2 separate regions of the Mus musculus genome follow, and region 1 is linked to region 2. A link is a loop called in an ENCODE intact Hi-C map of the cell type or tissue named here. Cell type or tissue: left cerebral cortex. All regions are shown on one strand. Links, peaks and the distances in the headings refer to the core of each region. The heading gives the core; the rest is flanking DNA. Region 1 overlaps Cux2 (cut-like homeobox 2). Region 2 overlaps Cux2 (cut-like homeobox 2).

The links. Peaks named below come from ENCODE experiments on the same cell type or tissue, not always from the same donor. Only the 100,000 strongest peaks of a DNase experiment are listed, where the experiment ranks them.
Region 1: it touches region 2 in a loop (2.1-fold over the local background); 2 of 42 quality-filtered maps call a loop at or near these places.

What each region holds. Positions count from the first base shown.
Region 1 is chr5:121,903,319-121,906,227 of GRCm38, forward strand. The region is part of intron 4 of Cux2 (cut-like homeobox 2); the gene reads right to left. Among named protein-coding and RNA genes, the nearest start is that of Gm52785, 37 kb to the left of the region's middle. In left cerebral cortex, for the core only: no CTCF peak of the experiment used is centred there; a DNase peak (open chromatin) is centred at 1,663; H3K27ac peaks cover 841 bases.
Region 2 is chr5:121,966,494-121,969,402 of GRCm38, forward strand. The region is part of intron 2 of Cux2 (cut-like homeobox 2); the gene reads right to left. Among named protein-coding and RNA genes, the nearest start is that of Cux2, 82 kb to the right of the region's middle. In left cerebral cortex, for the core only: no CTCF peak of the experiment used is centred there; DNase peaks (open chromatin) are centred at 1,217, 1,684, 2,073 and 2,666.

The sequences.
Region 1 (2,909 bases), core at 205-2,704, 63 kb before region 2:
TCAGAGTCCCTCAGTTCTCCTTGCCCCCCCCCCATCATTTTTGCCCCCTCCCAATTCTGGGGTAGGAAAAAAAAACAACAACAACAACAACAAAAAACCCAAAACAGCCAACTCTGGCCTCCATATAAGACGGCATTTAAATTGCCTGTCACTCAAAACAAAGGAGAACCGCTCATTTGTAATGCACCAGCCACCTGAACACTGCCGCTTTCCCTCCAAGCCTCCGCGCACTGGAGCGCAAAGATCATTTTTCTATTGTTAAAATTGTATAAGCCGGGGCTTTTTTTAGCAGCGAAATACACGATTTTGCTTCTCGGCTGAGGGCTGCTGGCATGAAAGGGACAGGAGGGCTTCCTTTAGTATCTTACAAATAAATTTTGCTTTGAGGATAGAAAAAGGGAAAGAAGGAAGAAAGAAGGAAGGAAGGAAAGAGAGAGAGAAAGAGAAGAAAAAAAAAGAAACTGGCTCTGGGCTGTGTCTGGAGAGGAGGGTGGGACGGCTTCTGGTTTTGTGAGGGTGTGGCCGAGGATGGACGGTGAGCCCTTGTCCAGGATGCTGAGAAGACCTGTGGTCCTGTCTGAGTGCCCTTGGCTGGCGAAGGTGACTCTGTGCTGACTGGGACGTGGCCTGCTGGCCTTGCCACTGGAACAGCTAAAGTGGCCACTCAGAGTGTGACTTTGTTTCTGTACCCATAGTGCTCCTTACTTGACATTACCCCAGAAGGCTGAATTCACTGATAGCTGTCACCGAGGAGCGAAAGCAGCCCTGGGTGAGAGATGGTTCCTGAGTGAGTGATCCAGAGAAGCTGAGACAGTGGCTTCAAGCCACACTGGAGGGCTAAGGTCATACAAGACTACAGATGCAGAACTGGCTATGTGGCAGGGAACAGGGGCTGGAATTTGTGTGGCCTCCTAGCAACCTAAGTGGATGATGGTGGCTTTTGTGTTAGATGTGACAGTTGGCTTCCACTGTCTGTCCTTCAGAAGATCAAGGTAGGTTTTCCTGGTGTCATGGACTTATCCAAATCCACAGTGCCACACAGTGCTACGTAGTGCAGGCACTACACTCATCAATATGGCCGCGGCAGGCCACACAAAGCTTACAGCCGGGGCCGTGGGGATGCGTGGAGACTTTGAAGCCCTGGTTCCAATTATCTTTCAACCTCAAACTACTCTGAGAAAAAAAAAAAAAAGAGCCTGGAAGACCACATCTCAAGGTTTTACCACGCATCTGAAGTTTTGCTAAGGCCTCGTTGTCACATGAACCTCCTCAACCTAGACCAAAGTCCTGGGAGGTCACTGTCATATTCCCCATGTTAACAACAGCGAGAGTCAGGATTCAGAGAGGCGGAGTAAGCCGTGAAAAAAATACACAGCAAGTTGCAGAAGGGGGGACTCGAACTGGGGCCCCGGGGCCCATGCTGTTGCTGCACATCGTGACTTTCAGTTATCGTCTGTATCTTCCCAAGGCCAGGCCCTGCCCTGTGGATGCTGCACGTGTGTAGTCGTGGGTCACGTGGCACGTGACAGCCGGGAAAGGCCGTGAAGGGTGGGCTGGAGCCACCCTGCGAGCCTATTTTCTTGGATATGCCAGTGTTTAAAAAATATTGGAGCTGTCAGAACCCATCAAGCCAGACACTCCGGATTTGCACATTTGACTGTGGTATGTAAATGACACCCCAGAAAGGACTGGAATATGTAAATATGTGCATCTAGAGGGATCCAGGATTTTAAAACCAAAAGAGTGCCAAACTGCCAGCTTCTCCGGGGAGTCGGAGGATCTGGCCACCCGGGACCCACGTTTCCATCGACAGCAGCCACCTGGAGCCATCTGCTCAGACTGGCCACGATCTAAAGTGCTCCCACCCCACCCTGGTGCACCTGCCCTGGAGCCCTGACGACCTCGGGTCCATATCCCCACACTCTCCTTGAGGTCACTGTTCCTGTATACCCCATGACCCCAAAGGTGCAGCTAGGTGACAAAGGGCTGGAACCCAGGAACAACCGTAGCCTTGTTTTGCTGGGGACTTTGCACATCTAGCCGGTTGCCTCCCTGAGCCGCAGCAAGCCCTCTGTCCTACCTCATCCCTGACCCAGGAGAGCCAGGCCCTATCCACCCATCCCTCTGGGCACCCAGATAACTCCATGCAAGTCAAGTCCTGGTGAGGTGGAGGGGTGACTGGCTCTGAGGAGAGGGGGCCAGGAGAAAGGTCAGGAAAATACGGGGCATGCATGCAGTTGGTGCCTAATAAAGGCCTAGGGATTTGAGGAAGGGCCCTGTGGGCTTTAGAATCGGCTCTGAGCTACTAAGATCTAAAGTCCTGTCCACAGCAGTGTGGTCTCCATGGAGTCTCTCCGTACTGAGCCATCTCCCCTGTGAGGTGCGGCTGGCGATTGGTGAAGCTCCACAAAGCGAGGTAGAGCTGTGGAGCTTGGCCAGCCCCCGTGAATTGCCAGGGGGTGGATGGCTGGGAAAAAATCAGCGACTTGTCTCCGATCTGCCTATACCTCAGTTTTCCCGTTACAAGTCACAGGGCCACGCCCCAGTGGGCGTGTCTGATGCTAGCAGTTAAAAGTCATGCTTTATTTGCTGTTTCTCCTCTTACAGTGCTGGGAACGGAACCCAGAGCCTCCTCTGCCCATGTTAGGCAAGCGTTCCACTCCGGAGGCCTGTCGCTGTTAAACGTGAGGTAACATTGGCCAAGACTTCGGCAGCAATGAGAATTTCTGGCCAGGCCAAGCGGTGGTGGTGCACGCCTTTAACCCTAGCACTGGGGAGGCAGAGGCAGGTGGATTTCTGAGTTCGAGGCCAGCCTGGTCTACAAAGTGAGTTCCAGGACAGCCAGGGCTACACAGAGAAACCCTGTCTCGAAAAACAAAAAACAAACAAACCCTGTCTCAAAACAAACA
Region 2 (2,909 bases), core at 256-2,755:
AAATGACTTCTGAGGAGAAAGGCCACTCGAATCATGACCCGGAGGAGCCCAGGAGACGTTGCCAGTACTGAACACTTGCTTAGGGGCAGATCATGCCTTTCCCTTCACCCCACGGCAGGCAAGGAGCAAGGGTGGGCTGTGGGGCCAGACTGAGTGGGTAGCTAAGACTCAGGGCAGGGACCAGACTTCCGCCCTTCAGCCTCTCACGTTAACCTTGAGGCAAGCTTGGGGAAGGTTTGTTCTCTTTTCTGCAAAAAAATATAAACCAATGACAAGCCAGCTGGCCTACACACACACACAAAGACAGAGCTGGGACCCGAACTTGAGACTTTAAAGCTCTGGGGCCCCTTAATACTGTAGAGCCCTCCCAACTCTTCCAAGTCAAGCTCACGTCCACGGTCTCCCCTGACCTCACACTGTCAGATGTGTCTGTGTTCTGTCTGCTTGGAGACACCCACAAACTTGGGAACCAGAAATGCGCCCAGCGGACGCCTTCATAAATAACATGGCGCGGGCCCCTCTTCCGCATGGGTAAATTATTCTTCTGTGTCAAGGTTCTAGTGATCAAAAAGAGCGCTAGCTGGCTGGCCTTCCTGGAGAGCCAAGATAAAAGGACACAGCTCTGATTACATCGTGCTGGCGCCATGCGGAGGGCGGAGTCAGGCCACTTTCTGATGGCTGAGATCAGATGGCTAAACAGGCACCAACTGCGTTTGAAGGTCCGGCCGCTCTGGGACAGATATGACCGGCATCACTGAGAGCTGACAGATGCCTCTGTCCCCAGCCAGCCAGTATGGCAGTTTTCCTGCCTCTTTTGCTTGGTCACAACCACATCTCCGCTGTTCCTCTAACTATTGTGTGAAGGGCTGAATGGTGATCCTTCATGTCCACATACTCCCAGACCTCAGGATGTGACCTGCTTTGGAGGCAAGGTTTTGGGTAGACCAGCCAAACTCAAATAGGGTCACTGGGGTGGGTCTGTCTGATAAGTATTCCTCCTCCTCTATCATCATCATCATCATCATCACCATCACCATCATCATCACCATCATCATCATCATCACCAGCCTCCTTCCTCCCTGAGCACAGCACAGCCATGCCCAACTCTGGTGAGCCATCCCAGCCCGGCAGGCCTCCTCACATTGCCTCTCCTGTCTGGAACTGCACATACTTTGTCAGCTGAGAGAAAGAAAGAAAAAAAGAAAAAAATTCTCGCTTTAACAGCAGAGCCCTGCCCGGGGAACAGACACGGCAAACAGGTGGCTGACGCAGCCCATGCCCACAGACATACTGTATTTAGTTTGGCCTGGATGGTGTATATGTTTGAATTTTTCTTAAAAAAAAAAAAAAAAAAAAAAAAGAGGGGCTTTGTAGAAATCTGGAGATTGAACTTGGTGAGGAAAATGAAAAGTTCTGGCAGCCTAGGGACAGGAGGCTGGAGATGGGGGCCACCTGTCCCCTTCTGAGAACACACATTCTTATGTGCCCCCAGGTCCCCTGAGCTCAGCTCCTTATGACCAGATACTGCCGGCGGCTCCTGTGGGTCTCTCGATCTGCCACCTTCTTCTCTGTGTGTGTGTTGTACCTGTACATGTGCGCATGAGCATACACATGTGCACATGTGTGTGGAGGCCAGCGGTCAGCATCAGGTGTCTATCATGCTTCATCTTTTTTTTTTGAGGCGTGGCCTCTCACTGACCAATAAGCTCCATGGGCTGCTGGTCCCGCCTCCCCAGCGCTGTGATCACAAGTGGGTACCACCACCAGTGCATAGCTTTTTTTTTAATAAATGTGGATTCTTGGGATGAGAACTCAAGCCCCCATACTTGTAAGGCAACCACTTTGCCAACTGTGCCAGTCCCCCGGCCCCCCCCCCCCAGGTCTCCATCATCACAACTGACATGACTCAAGTCTCCCTCCCGAGGTGTGCATGTCAGTCTCCTCCATACCCCCCACCCCCAACACCCAGCCCCACCACCTCCACTCCGTGAATATTCAACACATGCTTAAACAGACGACAACAGGCAACAGAAGGCCCAGCAGCCACTTGCAAGTGGGCCCATCACCATGCACGCGCCTTGCCAGCTCTGTACAAAGCTCTCTGCATCACGTCGTCCGACAGCTGGGAGGACTTCCCCACCCCCTGACCCATCCGGCTGGCATGGCCCCTTGGTGGGCCCCTTGGTGACAGACACCACCGACCCAGCATGTGCCAACCACGTTGTCAAGTCGCAGTGAGATGGAGCCAAGCCACCGGTGGCCCTCCACCCTGGGAGGGTGCGTGCAGGGTTTGGGGCAGGGTGCACCGCCCTTCCACGAGCCCCCAAGATACCCAGTACCCGATGTCTCCCTAAAACCCAGACACAAAACGGCAAATTCCCCCCTGTCAGGGCTGTATATCACTTTGAGATATATACCATATTAGCAGAAAGAACTGAATTATATAGCATTCACGATGCAATTAAACACTTCACTAAGAATCAATGTAAAACTGATGAGGCCTGAAAGTAGTGCATATGGCTTAGAACATTATAAAACATTACCTTCACTCAAATCCTTTTCAGTAGCGATTTAAATCTTCTTACAGTTACCGCTGCCAATGTTAAACCATCTACTGATTCATCGCAGCCCATGGTAACGAATGAATTTTTTTTTAAAAAAAAATTTATTCAACTACTAAATTACCCATGAAACCGGAATAGCTGACAGAAGTAATCTGAATTATTATTAGCTCAGCGAGCATTCCGCATTAGCCAATTTAAAACCCCCGGCGCTCGGGCAGGAACCGGTTAGTACAGCCGGGGTGTGAAATGACGGTCATAGCTCTTCATTTTTACTGCTGCTTACATTCAAATACATTCAAAGGTCAAGAGATAGAAATTACGCACGACTCCAAACAGGGGAGAGGC